2 separate regions of the Homo sapiens genome follow, and region 1 is linked to region 2. The links are chromatin loops, found by intact Hi-C in ENCODE. Cell type or tissue: K562. All regions are shown on one strand. Each heading gives the region's core, and the rest is flanking DNA. Links, peaks and the distances in the headings are about the cores only.

Region 1 (10,804 bases), core at 3,478-7,477, 81 kb after region 2:
AAGTCATAGAAATTGACTATGCTATGTTGATTTGTGCATGACATTGAACTGGGAGAAATAGTGAATAAGCCTAATAACAGAATTGGATAATTCAGAAAATTAATTGATCAAAATTTTTAAAAACCAGTAGGAATAGCTAAATGTCCTATCTTCATATTCAAGGAATCATTTACATAAATATAAAAGAAAGTCCTGTTTTAACAGCAGCTCATGTGAAAATGCCTTAAGGCCACGCACAAGACTTCAAACTTCACATAGCCAACAGAAAGATATGGCTCATAAGTAGAAACTGATGCCATCTTACACTGTAGTGGTGCTACACTTAAGAAAACCTGTAGCTTGCCTTCACATCATAGCCCACACCTTATAACATACCTGGCATACACCAGGTGTGTAAACAAAGCTTGCTGAATGTAGAGTGAGAAGTCCCGTGATGCTTTCTGCCAGACAGACCACATCTGGAGATGACACACAATTCTTGACATCAATAACAAAGATTGTGTGAGCCAAAAAAAAAAAAAAAAGGATAATCTTGTCTAGAAGCAATAATAATAATAGCTAATACAGCATTCACTATGTGTTGGGTAATTTTGTAATCATTTTATATGTATGAATTCTTATACTATATAAGATAGGCACAATTATTATGCCCATTTTACAGATGATAAAAGTAAGGAACCAGTAGGTTATACAATCAACCCAAAATCACATAAGTAGTGAGGAGCAGAGCCAGGTTTCAAAACCAGAAAACATGATCTCATAGTCCATGCTCTTGGAAATCAATCATATCAATGTCCCATTGAAATGAAAAAGGAAAATTGTTAGCCTGGAGATGGGGTAGAAAGGAGATTCAGAAAAACATATTAACTGGCTTCATACTTAAATATCTAGGAAGGAATCTAAAGGAGACAGCTATTGGCTCAGTAGAATAAAGAACTTGCTAACACTGTGGATTGTCTCCCTAGTGCACATTAGTGTGCCTGACACATAGGCTCACTGGGTTCCCTGACAATAGAATATCCAGTTAAGAGATAGAGGTCCATCTATAAATGATATCAGTGGCAGTCCCACCCCAGTAAAAAGGTGAGACTAGAAGTCCCATAGAAGTGCTTCTCATTCTCTAAGATCTATAATTCTTCTTTTTTTTTTTTTTTTTTTTTTTGAGACGGAGTCTCACTCACTCTGTCGTCCAGGCTGGAGTGCAGTGGCGCAATCTCAGCTCACTGCAACCTCCACCACCTGGGTTCAAGCAATTCTCCTGCCTCAGCCCCCTGAGTAGCTGAGATTACAGGCGCACATCACCACACCTCACTAATGTTTGTATTTTTTTGAATAGAGATGGGGTTTCACCATGTTGGTCAGGCTGGTCTTGAACTCCTGACCTCGTGATCCACCCACTTCGGCCTCCCAAACTGCTGGGATTATAGGCATGAGCCACCACACCTAGCCAAGATCTATAATTCTAAAAATAATACATGGTCTTCATTCTCAGGCAGCATACAACTCAATGCAGAGAACAAGACAAATATAGCATAATTCAGTGAAGATGGAGATGTAATAAAATAGATTTTAAAATTATCAAAATAATTAAATGAATGGTACTTAGAGCAGTAGGCCCTCACACCACCTTTAAAGGTAAGTAACTCTGCTACCTACTTCCATATCAAGCAACATTAGAAATAGAAGCGGCACAGCAGACAATGCCATAATATAAAATCTTAAGAAATGCCAAGGAATTATATATTATGCACAGGTCAACTCTATATGCAGCTGGTTTTCTGTATCAATAGATAGTGTCAAAGAATTTGAGTTGTTTGGACTATGAAGCCACTTCTCTTCCCCCCAAAAGGAGAATATCTAGCTAAATCTGAGATTAAAGAGGTGGATAAATGTGACCCCTGGCCTGCAAAAGCCAGGAATTAGACACAAGACTATAGCAGGGAGTCTTCAAAGTTGATCTATCACAGGGATGTCTTCCATCAGATGCTAGTGAAGCTAATCCTTTTGCAAAGCATGACAACTTCTCAAGCTTGACTGTGGTGAATCCAAACCAGATTTTTATGCTATATGATCAGCTTTCAAAATACAAAATTATTTTTACATTATATTAGGTTTACATTTATTATATTTAAATTTACAAACAAAGATATAGAAGCCTGCAATGCAGTTTATACAGCATTCTCTGAACTCCCCTGATGCTCATCTGCCAGGATAAAGTATCAGATAATAGTGAGATGTAAATATATGGAACCAGAGCTTCTCTATAACAAAATACTGTCAAATAATGGAGTTTCCCACATCCTTAAAGTAAACCATTCACATTTCCATCTCTAAAGAAAGAGAGCCATAATATTCCATCAGAACATCCTCACTGATATCGCAGCTTTTCATTCGAATATCACCAACTCTGAAGCCTTTATTACTCTGACAGTATGCTGGAATTCTTGGATGCTGACTTACCTTTTTGCAGTCAGATAAGGACTTCTCACTGGCCAATGTGCTGAAAATGGTGGTCTACAAAATAGGAAGATGGAAAACACTTTAGAATTGTTAACATATAATGATAGTGACCATTCCATGTTCATTTCCAATCCAAGGTAGGCACTACCTAACTGTGTCCCCTACTGATTTCTGTGAATTTTAAAATGTGTCTGCCTTCACTATTCCCAAAGCTTCTCTACCCAAGCTGGAACGTTCATTATGGGCCAAGAACCATTCAGTGAGGTAAGGATTCTGTTATCTTCATTTTACAAACAAGGTAACGAACGCACAATTAGGTTAATTGCTATATACCTTGGACATAGTTAGGTCAGGAAGCAAAGCCATCTAACTCCAGAACCCACCTCCAAACACATATGATCTTCTGTCTTAAAGAGATATGTGCATAATGTTAGAGTCAGCTATGCCCAATCTTTCAAATGACAGCTGTTATGAGCCCAAGTGGGAGAATGGAGCTTCTGCCTATGTAAGAGATTTGTGAGTCTGAACAATACCAGGGCTTGCTATCTCCTTTCTACTATCTTTAATGCACTCACTCTCCCTGTAGTTGACCTCTCACACATTTGTATGTATACTTGCTTGGCCTGATGAACCACTCAAAAGGCACTGCAACATTCAAGGCTATATTGGGATTTACATGCAAGTATGTTCCCTTTGGACAATCCTATGAATAAATACATAGCCATGGTCAGCCATACAAACAGTATTGAGATTTTTTTCAGTAAACTTTTTTACATTTTCTTTAATTATAAAACTAATATTTATTCTTAATGAGTTAGTCTCTTTTATACCCTATCCTCCTGAGGTAACCCATAATACAAATTTGTATTCATCTTTCCACACTTTCTCTATTCCCACGCAAATATGTCTGCGCATATTATATAGAAGTCTCGTTCTTATGATCATACCATCTTAATTAAGAATATATTATCAACATCTTTCCAGTTCAGCCCATGCAGATTAATTCATTCTTCTTAATACCTATATAACATGTCATAATATGAATATATCATAATTTTATGCTTTCCTTTATTGATCAACAGGTTTTGGTTCTTTCATTGTTGTTGCTTCTTGTTTTCTTTTGTTTGCTATTACAAAGTATGCTGCAATAAACATGCTTGTATATGGCTGGAAAATCTAGTGTATATAAACTGTCTCCTACTCTCTGCTCTTTTAACATCATAAAAATATTTACCACCTCACCTAAGGTTTTGGTTTGCTTTGCTTTCTGTTTGTTTGTTTGTCTGTTTTGCAATAAGCATGTGAGAAAGCTAAGGATCTAAGTCAGCACATATTCTGGGTCAAAACAACATGCAGTATTAAAGGACAGAAAAGACAGAATGTGAATACACATACAAAAGTGCATCTTTAATTTAAAAAATTAAGTTCAAGGTTTAGGTTAGATATAATCTCCAAGTTTGGTTTGCTGGCCATTTTTATTTCATTTGAGAGGGAAGGAATAAATGTTACTGGGAAAGTTTGAATTAAAAAGGGAAAACTGAAAGAAGGGAAGAATTCTGGTGGCAGAAGAAAAGAGGAAAGGCAAAAGACAAAAAGAAGGACAAAATGAAAAGTTCACAAAAAACAGGCACAAAAAGCAGAATTGTCAAAAAATTAAAAAAGAAGAAAATGGTTTCCATAGAGAAGCAGTCATCTTCACTCAAGGAGAATAAGGGCACATGATGCATTCTAGTTACCAGGATCTATCCTGTTGACCTAATTTCAGCCCTGAAACACAGTAGCAGGTGGTGAAAGGACAGGTATAGCCCTGCAAATTTCATGTCCTCTTGCTCTTTGTGCTGCCAGGTATATCTTAGTTTCTCTCATTTCTGTATTACAATGGGGATGTAAGAAATAGTATTCTTGCTGTCTGTTCAAAGATTAGGGCAGGACAGAGAGAAAAGCCAAAGAACCAGGCAGCATTCCACATGCTACCGTGAACTACCCCACCCACAATCTTCCCATCAGATGTTTTCCTCATGACTTGTCATCATCTTTACTCATTTGTACACATGAGCACTGTGCCATGAGAGAGGCCTCAGTGTTGATTCCCAGATTTCTGCTCCAAGAATGTAAAGACCCACTGAAACTTGGTCATTGCAGTAGTCCCATTACTAGCCCAGTGCTTGGCACAAAGAAGATAACCAATAAATATGAACTGAGTAGATGCAAAAGAAAATAACATCTGGCAAAACTGCAGTCCTTATCCCAAAACATTTCTTTGGAAGCACTGTGCTGGAAAAGCAGCCTCACAGGAAACACTATTATAAAGTGAAGCTCAGGGATATAAGAAAGAAGAGAGATAAAAGACTTCTAAATAATGGTAAAATACACCTTATATTTAGCGTAAAGCTGTTGTCTATTATCTGCTTGGTTTGGCTAAACCAGGCTTTTTCAGTGAAGACCCTGTAAATGTTTTTGGACTAGATAACTCTTTGTTTTGAGGGCACGTGGGGACACACTGTGCACTGTAGGGGGTTCTGTAGCATGTGTGGCCTCTACCCACCAGATGCTACTGACAATCTCCACCTACCTCAGTCATGACAAACAAAAATGTCTCCAGACATTGCTAAATGTTCTCTAGCGGGAAAAACTGCCCACATTTGAGAAAACTGGTCTAAACCCTAAAGGGGCTAGTTATAGAAATGATCCTGATTCCCTGGCTGATGCAACTAAAATTTTTTCCAGGAAATGCAAGTCTAGCGGTGAAAATTTCTCTGCTCAACCCTGAATTCAAGTTTCATTCTCCGTCTGAAATGGGACTCAGAACATAGGGAGGACCCACTCTCCAGCTACTGAAGAGTCCATGTGGGGGCAACTCAAGAGACCATAACTGCATTTTTAAGTAAGCTTTAAGATGCACGAGCACTGCCACCCTAGGGAGAGTAAATTAAGGAACATGTCTAAGAATTCAGACATTAGTGCCATAGCCCCAGGGGAAATGATCTTCAATTAAACAATACCAGTCAACCTTTGAGGGCAGTCTCAAGTGACCAAAGAAACATGTTTGGAGGGAAATTTAGAGTCAGAGATGGGTGAAATTAGCTTCAGTAAAAAATATATATATACATAGGTAATTTTAAATGTTGCATTTGTAGAAAGGAAACACTTTAGCCAAATGGCAAATGTATGCAAAATCTCAAGACTTGGAATGAGTGTGAAAGAGGGGTGGCACGGGTCAATGAGAGTCCATCCCCTTACTTTAGCCATTTTCTAAGGGGAGTTTACGTAGACGCTTGGTCAGTCTCATTTCATTCTCCGCTTCAAAAGACTTTAACTGGCATTCCAGTTTACTAATTGCAGCTATTGTGAGTGACTTTGGGTGGGCTTTCTAAACTTTCCAATAACATGTTCACCTTAATTACTGAAAATGAAAGACTCAAAAAATGGTGACTTGGCCATGCTGTGACTTTCTTGATGAGTGTATCAATATTTTTCTACTAAAAAGGAAACTCCTAATGAGTCACCTCCACCAAAGTTGGCATGATGCTGGGTTTGTCACAGGAGCACAAGCACAATAAAGCACAAGTGACTTTTTTAGAGCATTGACTTCTAACCTTGTTAGTGGGGTGACCAGCATGAAGTGAACAGTATTATACATGGACAGTTTTAGCAATTTCCCAAAAAGAATTTAGATAGGTGAGAACTCTCTTTTGACCATTTATAAACTAATGCCTGAAATCTCACTTATTAGAGCTCTGTTTTTAGCATAAGGCTTTGATTCATAATAGACAAACTCATGAGGGATGTTAAGATATGGGGGGGTTGTCATGGCAGAAGGTAAAATTGGACACTTCATGTATTATAGTTCATTGGTCTGTTACATCTGAAAGGGAATGAGTTTATCAGATCCCTTCTAAAAGCATATTGTTATACCTTGGAGTTTTGGGGGGTTTTTTAAATAATTTCTTCTTTTTTTTTTTTTGAGACAGAGTCTCGTTCTGTCTCCCAGGCTGGAGTGCAGTGCCACGATCTTGGCTCACTGCAACCTCCGCCTCCTGGTTTCAAGCGATTCTTCTGCCTCAGCCTCCTGAGTAGCTGGGATTACAGGCACCCACCACCACACCCAGCTAATTTTTGTATTTTTAGTAGAGATGGGTTTCGCCATGTTGGACAGGCTGGTCTCGAACTCCTGACCTCAGGTGATCTGCCTGCCTAGGCCTCCCCAAGTGCTGGGATTACAAGTGTGAGCCAACATACCCAGCTTGTTTTTTAAATAATTTCAAAAGCAGATTTTGATAGGAGAGAAATGAAGACTTAAGTCATGAGGATATTGGATGCTCATAGTGATGGTAAGCAATCTAAAGACACAGGTCACAGGTTAGGTTCCCTAAAAAGCACACTGTGAGATGGAAATTATGGAAATTAGCAAGCAGAAGCTTTATTAGGAAGTGTTCCTGAGATCACCACTTATAGGAGGATAGGGAAGGATGTGGGATAGAGAAGATAAAGAAGTTGGACCATGGTGCAGACTCAACAAAGATCTCATCCAACAAAATGGAGAGCTCAGAAGCAGATTAAACTCATCCCAAGCTGGAGTGAGACAGAGGCCTGCCCTGGGAAGGCAGCGTGATCCTGGGCAACATGACTGTTTCCAGCCAAGGGCAATTTCCTGGGAGGACTGATAGCTGAGGGCAGTCAGCTGGCAGGACTCCTGGCAGCAGGGAGCTCTGTGCACAGCATTGCCAAGTCCACTACAATCTACTTTGACACACTTTTACCAAGGGCAGATCCTGGCTGTGGCTGATTGACTCTAGTTGAACATGACCCCATATTATAGTTAAAAGTTTGCTGGCCTTTTATGATAGAACCTTTGGACAGAAAAGCAAATTTGCTCAGGAGTCTAGGGCCTAATTCTTGTCCTTTCTTAACAGACCTCCTTGTGAGCTTAAAGTGGATCACTGGCCTTGGGGTCTTGAATTCTTCACTATGAAGTGAGGAAACCCGTATTCATTTCCTTTTAGGTCATGAGAGCCTTGGCCAATTTGAAGAAAGTGGACCTGATTTTATCAGACACATTGTTTGGAAATCAATGAGCATACTGCTTAGTTCTTTCTTCATCCTCTGATAAAAGAACATATCTGACTAAATAATATGGTCAGCTCCTGATTATCTACAGAGGGGAAGAGAATTTCACAGATGAATTTGGGTTCTCCAGAGAAACAGAACCAATAGGATATATAGAGATATATAAGAGGAGATTTCTTATGAGAATTAGTTTGTGTGATCATGGCAGCTGAGGACTCCCACAATGTGCCATCTGCAGCCTGGAGACACAGGGAAGCCAGTGGTGTAATTCAGCCCCTGCCTGGAGGCCTGAGAACCCAGAGGAAGGGGGAGGGAGGCCACCAGCATAAGTCTGAAGGCCCAAGAATCAGGAGCTCCAATATCTGAGGGCTGGAGAAAACGGATGTCCAAGCCCAGACAGAAACGAATTCCACCTTCCTCTGCATTTGTGTTCTATTTGGGCCTTCAATGGATTGGATGATGCCCACCCACCTTGGTGAGGGCAGATCTTCACTCAGTCTTCTGATTCAAATGCTCATCTCTTCCAGAAACAACTTCACAGATATAGCTAGAAATAATGTTTTACCAGCTACCAGGGCATCCCTTAGCCCAGTTAAGTTGACATGTAAAGTTAACCATCACAACGGGTGATTCAAAAAAGCGTAACATAAAATGCCTTTGCATTTGACTTTGAGATACATTCGTGGTTAATTTAGAAGACCGGTACTCCAACATATCTTCCCTAAATTAACATTAATAACTGTTTGTAGAAATATTCCAAGTGGGCAGAAAGGGAAAACTGACCTAAAAGGAAAAGTGAACTGGGATTAAAAAAAAAATGTCCCTAATAAGTCCTTAGACAGAGAGCCCGCAGATAGGAGATCAGTAATTGGTGGCTCATTTAGTCCAGCCTACAGAGAGAGGCTTCCAGAAGGTATGTTGCTTACCCAATTCTCGCTGGTGGAAATGTTTTTGCAAAGTGATTGAGCACTGAAAAGAGACCTCATATATTCCAAAAATTAATTAATTTGTTTATTTTGAGATAGAGTCTCATTCTGTCACCCAGAAAGAAGTGCAGTGGCTCAATCATGACTCACTGCAGCCTTGATTTCCTGAGCTCAAGCAATCCTCCCACCTCAGCCTCCCAAGTAGCTGGGACCAGAGGCATGCATCACCATGCCTGGCTAATTTTTTAAAAATTTTTTGTAGAGATGGAGTCTCACTATGTTGCCCAGGCTGGTCTCCAACTCCTGGGCCAAGTGATCCTCTCACCTCAGCCTCCCAAAGTGCTGAGTACTTTTGATTGCAGGTGTGAGCCACTACAACCAGCCAAATCCATATGTCCTATACTCGTTTTTCTAAGAGAGAGTTTACCTCTGAAAGTTATTACAATGCTGTTTATTCCCATTAAACTCAATTTAGAGAAAGAAACAGAAATAAATCTATTCTATCTCTACTGTGTCATTTTCTGTTATGTAATGCTTATAACTAAGATTTACATTTTTAAAACAGCAAACATCTGACACTTCATTAAATTGGAACAGTCATGTGCAAGAGAATTGCTTAAATATTGAATTATAAAATTAAGAAATTCAGAAATTGAATCTCTAAGGTAGTAATATTATGAAATTTTATTTCAAGTATTATTTGTTCCTTTATGTATGTATGTACCTGTGTTTGGGTGTGTTTTTCACTCTCAGCCTGATACCACCAGACAGAGCCCAGGTAGGTTTGATGAATGTCAAATACAGTTGAAAGCTAACAGCCATTTAAAGGAATGATGTCTGCATAAAGCATCTCCATTTGATACCTTGCACCTCACAGACACAATGGATGATTTCTTACTCATTGGTAGATGTCAAGACTAGACCTATCACATTACTAACAATTTGGAAGTCTCTTACACTTAAATCAATGAGTCCCAAAGTGCACACTACTTGGATGCTTTCTTAGACAGTTTAGCCAGCCAATTCTAGGATTTCTAGACAAAGTATGAATTTCCATTAGGTCTTCATGCTTTAGTAGACTAGTATTGATAGGTATACACTGGATACAGTGGTATTCCCTCCAGGCAAAGTATGGCATTCACATTTATTTTTTTAAAAAACTGCATAATTATAAAACATCAGCCAAAGGAAAAAACATACCACCAAATAAATGATAAAATTACAGTGTTTTCTTGTAGTCCATGAATACTGAAAATTTCAATTAACCAAGTGAAAAGCCATTGAATGTGCCAGCAGGATTTATATCCCAGACTAATGACCATCATCTGCATCCTATTTAGCTAATGAAGGCTTGGAACACTTGTGGATAATTAAGGGAAAGCTGATGGGAGGAAATTCAGACTACTGAAAGATCAAATCTATTTATGTCTGCATTTAAAACTAAACATATTTAATAGTTCACTCAATCAAGCCATAATGTCTGTTCATCTGGGATAAGATAGATGCTCAGAAGTTAAGTAGCTTGGTTAGCTCCCCAAACTCCAAATTCATTCTTCCTTCATTCATTCAATATCCATCTATTGAATACCTACCATGTGCCTCTTCCCTCGTGAATCAACATGACAGTACCATGATCCGCCTAATGTTTTTCCCACAACTTCCCCTTTTCCACCTTCATTAAATGCACCGCTCTGGTTTTCACTTTACCCATCTAACTATTGTCCGGTTACCCATGTAACCTATTTACATGGGTAAAGTTACATGGTTTCACTTTACCCATGTAACTATATCATAACAGAGGTGGCATGGCTGCAATCCAGGGGCATGATGGGAAACACAGGGTGCACAGCAAACTCCCGGCTTTTTCTCAGACATGGCAGAGCAGGGGCAGGCCCCAGTCTGATTAATAGATGGGTGTTCATGTGAGGAAGACTAAGGATGTTAGAAAAAAGACAAAAACCTGGTATCCAGAACAGGAACCAAGCTCAGAGCAGCTCTACTGAATTTCACAGAATAGTTTACCAGTCATCTCATTCAACTGTTATTTTCTCACTTAGGGAGCACCTTAAAACCCCCTCTCTGGATCCCTACCAAAATCCCTGATTCATTTGTGTTTAGCAAATATGGTGCTTCAAGAACCTACAATCCTAGGATCTTTTCCTATGCTGAAAAATGGCAAACATCGGTGGCAGGCATGTTGTGACAGCTCAATCTTAGGGGCACACATTTATGCCTACAGAACCCCTTCCATATGGGAAAGGAAGCTCAGGTGGAAAAACATCAGCACATCAGAGCCTACCCATATCCAGCTGGGCATAGCTGTAAGCCAACGGAGCTCAAACTTCAGAGGC
Region 2 (10,804 bases), core at 2,899-6,898:
TAAAATAGAGAAAACAGCATCCAATTCCCACAATTGATATGAGAATTAAATAAAATAATCCACACAAAGCCCTTAGTAGAATGCCTAGTACATAGCAAGTGCTCAGCAAAGGCTATATGTTACCACTGATAGTATTTGATAGATTTACAAGGAAGGGAATTCTTTAACTAAAATCAAGAGATGTCTTGACAGTTATCCAAGTGTCCCAAGATGCTGAAAGACAATGTGAATCTGACATTCTCAGTAGCATAATTTTCTAGCTTCACAGTCTATTCACCGGGAGATTGGAGGTAACAAATCTGAACTCCTGGCTTTGGTGTCTATTTGATGTGCACAGAAAACAGTGAGTTTTTGTTTGTAGAGATTGTTCTGTTGCTTGAACTATAGGGAAAACCAGTGGGCACAATTGCTAATAAAGCTGTACCTCTGGCCTGCAGGCTTCCTGAATATCAATGGGTATTTAAGAGAAGGGGACCATAGTTTTCATGGATACAAACAGATTAATGACAAGAAGAAAACTTGGGAGAGATCAAGTGTTTTCTGTGGCCTCCTCTAACAGACTCATAGCCATGGGTGCTACTGTTTTGGAAACAGAAAGACCTGCATTTAGATATTTCTTTTCAGTGTCTTCTCTTTTTAACTAATGATGTCCCTATAACATGTCCTTTCATCTGGCCCAATAGCCTGAGGAATCTTCCTAAATTTCTCATGAGGAAGTAACTCAACCTTCAGTTCTTAGCCCTGGTTCTTAGGCTCATCCGCAAATTAGAATCACCTGGGGAGCTTTTGCAATTCCTGATGCACAGGCCACACCCAGACCAATTGAACCTGACTCTCGGGAGGAGGAATCCACCCATCTGGAAGTTGTAAAGCTCCCCAGATAATAACAATGTGCAGCCAATGTTGAAAACCACAGTTGAGCTAAACAATGTAGATATCATTATGTCTCACAATACATTGTGAAAACAAAGACAAGCCCAAATAGAGGTTGGTAATCAGTTAATCCTGAAGATTTACCCAATAAATTGACAAGTCAGATGTTGCTGGCAATCAAATTGATGTGCACACACACACACACACACCCTTCTACCTGCCCTAGTTTGTTATGATTACCATCTGGGAGAGGTATTTCTGCCCCTCTTTCTTCTCAGGAAGTTTACCGTCTGTACACATCTCATACCCTCAACCAGAGATGGTAACCTTTGAGATACAGGAAAATAAGCAGGTAAGGACCTTTTTAGATTAACTCCTCACCAAAGAGATGGTAACCTTTGAGATACAGGAAAATAAGCGGGTAAGGACCTTTTTTTCCTTCCTCCAGTAGATGAGGGGCAGAATAAGTAGATCTGGGTGGTCTCAAAGTCACATCAGAGCAGAAAGGATATTAGGAGAGATAACCCCACCTTCTGTATTTGCCATGTAAAGCACTCAAAAGATGAGCTACATCAGCCATCTTATGAAATGAGAGAAGACGAATTTTAATCTAACTTGTATTTTAAGGACTCCAACTTGATAAAGTTGAGAATATTCATGTTTTATTTTTCAGCTTTCAGACTCAGCAAGGACACAGAAAGCAGTGAATCCCCTTCACTTCTACTTCTGAGCCACAGACAATCACAGATAATCCCTGACTTCCCTCCCTCTGCTGTAACTCAGAAACTAAGACTGTGGATTTGCTTGGCCCCTTCCTTCAAACCAGTTTGTTTGCATATTTTTGCCTGGTTGAAAACCATTTTTGTATTTTCTCTGGCCCAGTTCTTGGCAACAGAGTCTCCTCCGTGACTGGGGTTGAGAATAGTGAAGCAGAGAGAGCCTTTTGCCTGGCACGTGGACTTCCAGTCCACGGGACTCCAGGTGAAGGCACCTGCTTCAAAGGCAGCAAGAGGAGCCGGGGAGAGAGACAAGCAAATGCAGTGACAGGGAAAGAGACAGTCTAGGAGTGGCCTTGGTCGTGGTTGCCTGATTCAGCTTGCATATGCAGAAATGAAAAACAGCTTCCCATGGAAAACAGGGTCTCAATTTGAACATATGTGTAACAATAGACTGCTGTGCCAGGGGAGTGGGAGCCTGGTTAATTTTTCTCTGAGGGCCCCACAGAAGATGGTTTGGGAGCCAAAGCCCTGAGGGTTTATGGACCATGACAGATGGCCATCCCCATACGGTCCACAGGACCATTCTGTGTCCTCCTGGACCATGACAGATGGCCGTCACCATACAGTCCGCAGCACCGTGTCCTCCTGTGCCTCCTCATCTGTGGCCTCTTCCCCCTCTCTTTCCTTCCTTTTATTCCCAGGGCTGGTTCAGGGTTTATAATCATCAGGCTGACTATAAAGCACCCAAGTATTTTCTTTTCTCTTCAGGATTCAGAGAGTGTCCTCAGTTCTAAAGTCCCTTTCATAAGCAAATAATCACCTAATTTTACAGACTTTAGGCCCAGTTCTTATCTTTCTTAAGACTAGTCTTTTTAAATCCTCTTTAATTTGTTCCTCTAGTCTAGTTTCTGGCCTGCTTCTTCTGTTTCCCTTTCCACCTTTTGTCTCCAGCTCTTGGTTATTGAAACCATCAGCATTATTTTGACAACAGTAGTGCTATTTATTTGTTCCCCTATTTGTTAGGTGCTGGGTATTTTATTGTTGTTGTTCTTTTTAATTTTTTTTTTTTTGGTCAATTCCCTCTCCGTGACTCAGTTTCCTTATCTGTAAAATAGGGATAATAATAAAGAGCTATTGTAAGGATGAACAAGTTAATTTTTGTAAAACACTTAGAACAGTGCCTGTATGTAATAAGTGCCAAACATGTATGTAAAAGTAAGTAAAAATAGCTTACTGTTATTTATAGTAAGCTGTTGGCTTGGAAATACAAGTGGGGTCAGAGGTGAGTGGAAGAAGTGGAAAATGAGTAGAAAGCAGGAATATTTTGAAAGTCTACCTGATAAATACAGTTCATAGTAATTCTTACATAATTTTACTGGGCAAGAAGTTCAAAATTCAAGACATATATTAGTCTCTTTTCACACTGCTATAAATAACTACCTGAGACTGAATAATTTATGAAGAAAATAAGTTTAACTGACTCACAGTTATGCAGGCTTAAGAGGAAGCATGACTGGGAGGCCTCAGGATACTTACAATCGTGGTAGAAGGTGGAGGGGAAGCAAGCACATCTTACCATGGTGGAGCAGGAGAGAGAGAGAAAAGAGGGAAGTGCCGCACACTTTCAAACAATCAGGTCTCCCGAGAACTCACTCACTATCACAAGAACAGCAAGGGGAAAATCTGCCCCCATGATCCAATCACCTCCCAACAGGCCCCTCCTCCAATTCAACATGAGATTTGGGTGGAGACAGAAATCCAAACCATATCATATATTTTGGATTACTTTCCCAAAAGGCCATTATATTATATTTGTCCAAATTTTAGTAGCTTTCGCTCCTTTCACTTAACCTGGAGAGACTTGCCTTATAACTCAGACCCCTAAGTTTGGTGTTTCATTTTCTGGAGGTGCTCAATGTTATCATCAAGTTATGCACTGAAGTAAGTTTCTCCATATCTTTACTGCTGAATGTGTCTTCTGACCTACCAGTGTCTGAAGGGTCAACTGAGTCCCTAGAAGAATGTCTACTTTTCTGTATAAAGAGACCTTTCATTAGACCCTGGCAACATCTAAAATGTGCTCCTTTAATTCTTTCTTCATGCACATAATTTATGGTCTGTGTGCAGCTTCCCACACATCGGGTGCTTTCCAGTGACCTCCCATAGGCTAACTCTTCGTTTTTTGGAAGATGTTTTTCTCATCTACTCTGATGACCAGCTGCCCTCAGCCAGGTGGCCACAGAGGGCTGTTACCCAAACACCTGGCTATTTTGATCTGCCACACACATTTTTCCAGGACTTATAATAAGGCTTTTAAAAAAAATAGTGGTCAAATTTCCTTTTCATTTTCTCTTCTTAATGACTAAGCCCATTGCCTCTTTCTGTGTCTTTAGGAAAATCAGACCCACAAAGAACCACCCTCAACTCCAAACAAGAGCAGACTACTGAGCAGATTTGGGACACATGACATTCCAGCTATTCTTCCAGCTTAATTTAAGTGAAGTTGCTACATTATTTCTTGCTTATGATCTCCTATTAAATGAATATCATATTTTTCTCAGCAGCTGAATGTGCCAGCAATCCCTCAGGCAATGTCAACATGGAGCTTCCTGTATGTTCCAGGAATGGTGCCTAGGAGCTGGGGATAACCTAGACACAGCCTCTGCTCACCTGTAACTTAGAACACTATCTTTGGCCGCAAGATAACTTTGATAAGAGATAAACATAGAAATTGTTCTCTACTTCTAATATCCATTAGAAACGTCCCTTAAAAAAAAAAAAAACTCCTTTTCCTGAGACAAGCCTTAAGGTGTGGAGCACAACTGCAATATTTAGGTAAGGGTTGCCTTAGCCGTATGTATACTATGTGTATTTAATTATATTTGTGTCTAGCCTTAAAGGCAAACCTGATGCCTCAAATTTGGGAGGTATAATATTACATGCAACAGACTCCCAGTGTAAACTGATTTCAACTCTTTGAGTAACTCCAAATAGTAATTAAGAACTTAGGAGTTGGAGCCAGACGGTGTGGCTTTAAATCCTATTTTTGACAGTTACTGACTTTGGCAAACTTATTCCTTATTAACCTCTCTAATATCCCCTTTTTCCCTTCTCTCTGAAAGGCAATAGTACCACCTATGTTACAGAGTTATTATAAATATCTGATATTAATATATTTCAGATACAGTGCCCTGGCACTCACGGGGCAATCATTAGAGGTAGTCAATAACTGTGACTGTTGTCATCATTACAATGTGTGATAACATGTCATCTTACCCAAGTACACTTTGAATTGCACATGCTCTGAGAGTGGTGTGCAGGAGGAACTCAATGAATAAACTTACTTACTAGCTCAAGAAACTTTGCTGAGTTGCTACTTATTGTTAATAACCCTTGAGTGGCAAAATCTTTGTGTTTTTTTTTGTTAAGAAAAAAATGTGCATCACATGAAAAAGATAAATAGATATATATTTCAGTGAAGATATGATTTAGGAGAATGCCAGTCAACTGTACAGACATTTCTATATTTGTAATTTCAAGGAATATTTGAACATCTTAAACATATTTCTTGTAGATACTATTTTAATCATATTTTATTATTTTACAATCCTTGTAACAAAGAGGATAGATTTTGCTAAGTGAAAGTGAAACACTGTTTCCTACTAGATGAAGTGATAAGAGCAGGGGTCAGCTGGCAAACAAAAAAAGAGTAGCTGGCACTTCCTCTTCTTCCTCAGGGACTGATGACGAAAGGATCAAGGGCTCCACAAACAACTCAGGAGGGTGAGCCACAATTCTAGGAAACAGAACTGTCATTCTAATCTTCTAGCTGCTAAGGAACATTCAGTGGCTCTGTGAATGGCCAGCTTTGATAGCACAATCAAAATCCATAGCTGATCTTTAGAAGATCCACTAAGACATTTCCAGCGAGTCTTATGGTTGTCATGGAAGTGTACACTCAAATTGTCTTCAAGAGAACCTGTTGTGGGGAGCATGATTGACTTGTAAGTTCCAGCTGCCACCCTTTGAATTTACTACTCTAAAGCTATCTTTCCCCCAGACTACTCACAGCCAGCAAGTGAGCATGGTAAGAGGGCAGGTATGAGGGCCAGCCCATTGCTGCCCAGTGAGAATTCTTCTAAGAGATACTTTTGCTCAGGGAACACATCATCCTGGCTGAAACTTTCTCAGAGCTGTGCTACAGTCTGAGACCCTGTCTACCCAATTCTTCCTTCCCTCTCTCCTTTTACAGGTGTCAGACCTGCCTTGTAGTCTGAAGACTCTCCCTGCCTATAATTACTCCCTTTCTCTTTATTCTTCCCAGGTATTTCCTCCAAAAAAACTCTTATAGGTCTTATCCCATCTTGGCTGCTTCTTGGAGGATTTGAACTGGCATTCCTGTCCACCAGATGTGATTCACAAAGTAATTGGGTATATTAGCCTCTGAGTGGAAAATCAATTAGTAGTGACTGCCCAGAGCACCCTCTTGTGAAAATCTCTGAGACTAAGTCTGGGCCCCCAGGAAAGTGTGCTACAATTGATTATCAATGTCTGCAATGGGCTTAGAAGGGAATAGAAAGGCACACATGCCTTGTATTTGTCCATCATGAACACAGTAGTTAGGTCATGCTAGCCTAGGCTTTTAACCTTCCTATCAAGTTATTTAGTGTTGTTAAATTTTAAAATTCGAAATGTTGTAAAATTGCAGTTAAATTGCAGAACTCTTAGCTAAATATCAGTGCCTCTAAACTCGACATCTTTTTGAATGGCAAGCTAAAAGTAAAGCAAGGTACATGTTTTTACTCTTTTTTTAATTTTATTTTTAATTTTGTGGGTATATAGTAAGTGTATATATTTATGGGGTTCATGAGATATTTTCATACAGGCATACAATGTATAATAATCACATCAAGGTAAGTGGATATCCATCACCTCAAGCATTTATCATTTCTTTGTGTTATAAACAATCCAATTATATTCTGTTATTTTTGTTTACAGTATTTGCTCTGTTGTGCTATCAAATACTAGATCTTATTCATTCTATCTAATTATATATATTTTTGTACCCATTAACTATCCCCACTTCCCCCTTCCCCACCTCCACCCCCACCCCCACCACCCTTCCCAGCCTCTAGTAACCATCATCCTACTCTCTGTCTCCTTGAGTTCAACTATTTTAATTCTAACTCCCACAAATAAGTGGTAACCTGTGAAGTTTGTCTTTCTGTAACTTGCTTATTTCACTTAACATAAGGTCTTCCAGTTGTAACAAGGTACACATTTTAGCCTCAATTTCTTCATCTATAAATAAGATCTAAATATTTACTACTTCCCAGAATTATTGTGAAGTTTAAATGAAATTATATTAGGAAAGCTTGCAGCAAAATATTACGCTATTTTACAAGAACTCAGTAAGTGTTAATGTTTAATATTATGGTGCCACTTGACACATAAAACCATAATTTTAAGGTGCATATCTTTATATATTACACTGATTAATAGTTAATTCAAGACAGCGCAGCATGGCTTGCTCATGCATTTAACTAAGGAATATGACAAACTCAACCAAAGTAATAATATGGTTGGGTTTTTCTCCCTTCTTTCTGTAATATGGGCGTCTCACATGGATTGCACTGTTATTAGAAGTTCAGGTCATTTACATAGTGTATAAATAGCTAGATGATGAGACAAATAACATTCTTTGAATTCTGGAAGGACCGTCCTTTAAAAATAATTTGTCGTCAGTGAGAGAGACTGAAGCATAATACCGTAAATTAATAATGACCTCATGACACTTCCTATATACTCAATAAAGAGTTCTCATCAAATCAATACATAAGGGATGCTAATTTTAAGATGATGGGACTTCCTTTTGAAAAAAAAATAATAATGTATTTTTGGTCAGCTCCATCTGCTGGGTCTTCCAAGTCACGTCATTCCCCTCCAGGCGTATGTTCCCCAGGCCTCTCTCCCTGTCTGAGCCACCTCCAACACACACGGCTTCATACCAGATAAACTTGCTCACTATTTCACTAGGAAAATTAAGCCATCAATCTTCAACTCCCTAAGTTTCCTTCTCCCACCCCTATAAACTTGTCTATATCCAACACATCTCTGCCCCTTCTAGGTCCTCTTCCAGTTCAAGCTTAATCCTTCTTCATGAAGCTTGATCCCTTTCCTCTATGCTGGAAGCTTGTTCAGTTATCATTCCTTCTCCCTCCTTCTTTACATTGGATTTTTTATTATGCCAGGCCATATTCAACAGCATAGCACAGGCATGTTAAGTCATCTCTCACTTCAGAGAGCCCTCACCCGAACTACATCTCCTTCTTCCATCCTTCTTGTCATGGGACAGTTTCTCATAGTTTAAGTTCCACTCTTTTACTTCCAAGCTGTCCTTCAAACTCTACAGTCTGATTTCTGCTTTGAGCTCACTCTACTGAAGCCACCCTGATAAAGGGCACTACTGACCTAATGTGCAAATCTTATGAGTATTTTAAGTCTTTATCTTACAGGATTGCTTGGAAGCTCTCAACATTACTGACTGTTTCATTCTAGAAACTTCCTTTATTGGTTTCCATGCTATCCGTCTCTCTTTACATTCCTTCTACTACCATGCTTTCTTATTCCTCCTTTGGCAACCCTTCTTCCTCTGACCATTGTTTCCTAACTCATTGAGCAATTAGTTATTGAGCATCTGCTATGTGTCAAGCACCTTTCCAGGACTGAGGTGAAAGGTTGAACCAGACACAGACCTTACCAGCAGGAACTAAGCACAAAGGGAACATAGAGGCAAACAGTCCATTTTACTTAGTACAATAACTCTAAGAAAGCATCTAGAAGAGGTACTTTTCCTGGGGAAGGGATTGCTTTAGAGGTGGGTTTTGAAGGATCGGTAGGAGTCTACTAGGATCAGAGAGAACAAGGAATGTTCCTGGCAGAGCAACAGCTTGTGAAAAAGCCAGAGGTTAAGATAGAATGTGTATCCGGAGAATCTCAAGTGGGTTAGGTTGACTGGTGCATGTATTTCTGAGAGGAAATAGTGTTAAGATAAAAGGGATAACATGATAATAAAGATCCGCAAAAATATCTACTGTTACCCACATTTCTATACTCGGATCTCTTTCCAATTTCATCCATTCCCGTTGCTTTGCCTCCCCACTGGATGTTCATGACTCTTGAATCCATTAACACTGGTCAGGACCTCATTGCTGAGCACTGGGTCCATAGGTCCAGCAGCCAAAAATAAGTGCACTTCCATCTGGATGTCCCACAGGCACTTCTAATATGTTGGAAACAAAATTCATAATTTAGCTCTCTCCCTGCCTAAAAACAAAACAAAATGCCTTGTACTCTTTCTGTATTCCCTATTTTAATGCATAATACTGCATTCTATTACTAAAGCAAGAAACCTAGGAATCATCCCCGAATCGTTCCTTTATCTAATACAACATCCAGGTGGGGACTAAGGTTCCATAAAGTAAACTTCGTTGTATTTGTATTATGTCTCCTTCTTCTTTTCCTCCACTTTTGCTAATTTAGTTCAGATTCTGCCATCATTCCTCACCTGGACAGTGGCTCTTTACTAACTAATCTCCCTGCATGTAACTGGAGAGCATCCAGTCTACCCTCTATAAAATGCATTGAGTGATGGATCTAAAACAGTGCTTCCCCAACCTTAATGCTATCCAAGATGTAACCTGATTTGCCAAAACACGGGCCCCTTTCCTGGAGACTCTTACTCAGTAGCTCTGGGTGGGGTCTGATAATTTACACTTCTAATAAAGCTCCAAGGTGATGCTAACACAGCAAAAATACAAGCCACACCTGGAGCAGTGCTGATCTAAAACCATCTGATACAGTTACTCTACTGCTTAAATTCCTCAATCATTCTCTATTGCTTAGGGAACTTCAAAGGCTTCATTTTGCGATTTAAGACCTTCGATGATCTAGCCACTGCCAAGCCCTGCCACAGGGTTTCTCATCACGCCCCTGACCTGCATGTGCCATCTGCAGCTCTTCTGAGCTACCTGCAGCTTCCTAAATTTATTCTGCCTTTGTTCATGCTCATAAATCTCTTGCCAGCACCCCTGGCCTCACAGTCCTCTTCCTGGCAAATACCTAACCACCTTTTCAAACTCACCTCAAAAATAGCATCCACAGTGAATCCTCGTGCAAGCCACCTCCCTGCTCCATCCGCCCAAAACTGACAATCCTCTCTTTTGCAATTGCACTATTTAAGTACTTATATTTATTATGAATCCATAAACACTTCACTTTACACACTTACATAACTGTCCGCTATTTGTCTACTTGACAACTGCATGCTCTTCAAGGACAGGACTATGACTCATTCATATTTGTATCTGCAAACCCTGTAGTACCCTTTACCTAGCAGGTGCTCAATAAATGCTGAATGAGCAAATATCATCATAGTTACAATTACAATTCATTAGATATTTACAATATGAAAATTGTTGTGATAGACACTGTACATACATACACAGACATAATATATACATATAAATTCATTTAATTCTCACAACAACTCTAGGAGGTACATATATTATAATCCCAATGTTACAGGAAAGGAAACCAAGACTTATAGAATTTAAGAAACTTTTTTGCAAAGTCACATATCTAGTAAATCACATATCAGTAAGTAACAGAGCCATAAATTAAAGTCACGTCTGATTTTAGACTCCAATCACTTCACTACTGTGCCCTCCTAAAGTGTAACTATGTCATAAAATTAGCATGTTGCCAAGGATTCCACCTCAACACCACATTGTTCTATAGTTAAGAACCTCAAACATTAAGAAGAAATAACCTAAGTATAGAAGACTCCACTAAATAAATCCATAAAACACCATACCTGGCTTATGAAAATCTTCATTGCTTTTGTTCCTAGTGCGTTGTCACTTTTGATTTTAAAATAAGAAATTAAGAATACCAGCAATAAATATCTAGGTCTTTGCCCTGTATATTTTAAGAGGAAACAGTCCTTTGTAATAATAATAATTATTATTATTATGGCGTTATTCTACCCCAGCATTTGTCAAATAAAACTAGCTCTTGAAGATGCTCCAGGAAAAATAAATTGTCAAATAAATTTGGAAACCCTGTACCATAGAGTCTGCTTCTTGGAGATTCATAATGCATGTGTGTTAAAACCTTCTAGACATCCTGCAGTTTAGATTTGAAAAGCTACA

The links. A loop is a pair of places that touch in the nucleus more often than their neighbours do. Peaks named below come from ENCODE experiments on the same cell type or tissue, not always from the same donor. Only the 100,000 strongest peaks of a DNase experiment are listed, where the experiment ranks them.
Region 1: it touches region 2 in a loop (2.4-fold over the local background); 1 of 110 quality-filtered maps calls a loop at or near these places.

What each region holds. Positions count from the first base shown.
Region 1 is chr4:81,822,058-81,832,861 of GRCh38, forward strand. No RefSeq gene overlaps it. Among named protein-coding and RNA genes, the nearest start is that of RASGEF1B, 360 kb to the left of the region's middle. In K562, for the core only: no CTCF peak of the experiment used is centred there; no DNase peak of the experiment used is centred there.
Region 2 is chr4:81,742,083-81,752,886 of GRCh38, forward strand. No RefSeq gene overlaps it. Among named protein-coding and RNA genes, the nearest start is that of RASGEF1B, 280 kb to the left of the region's middle. In K562, for the core only: no CTCF peak of the experiment used is centred there; a DNase peak (open chromatin) is centred at 5,359.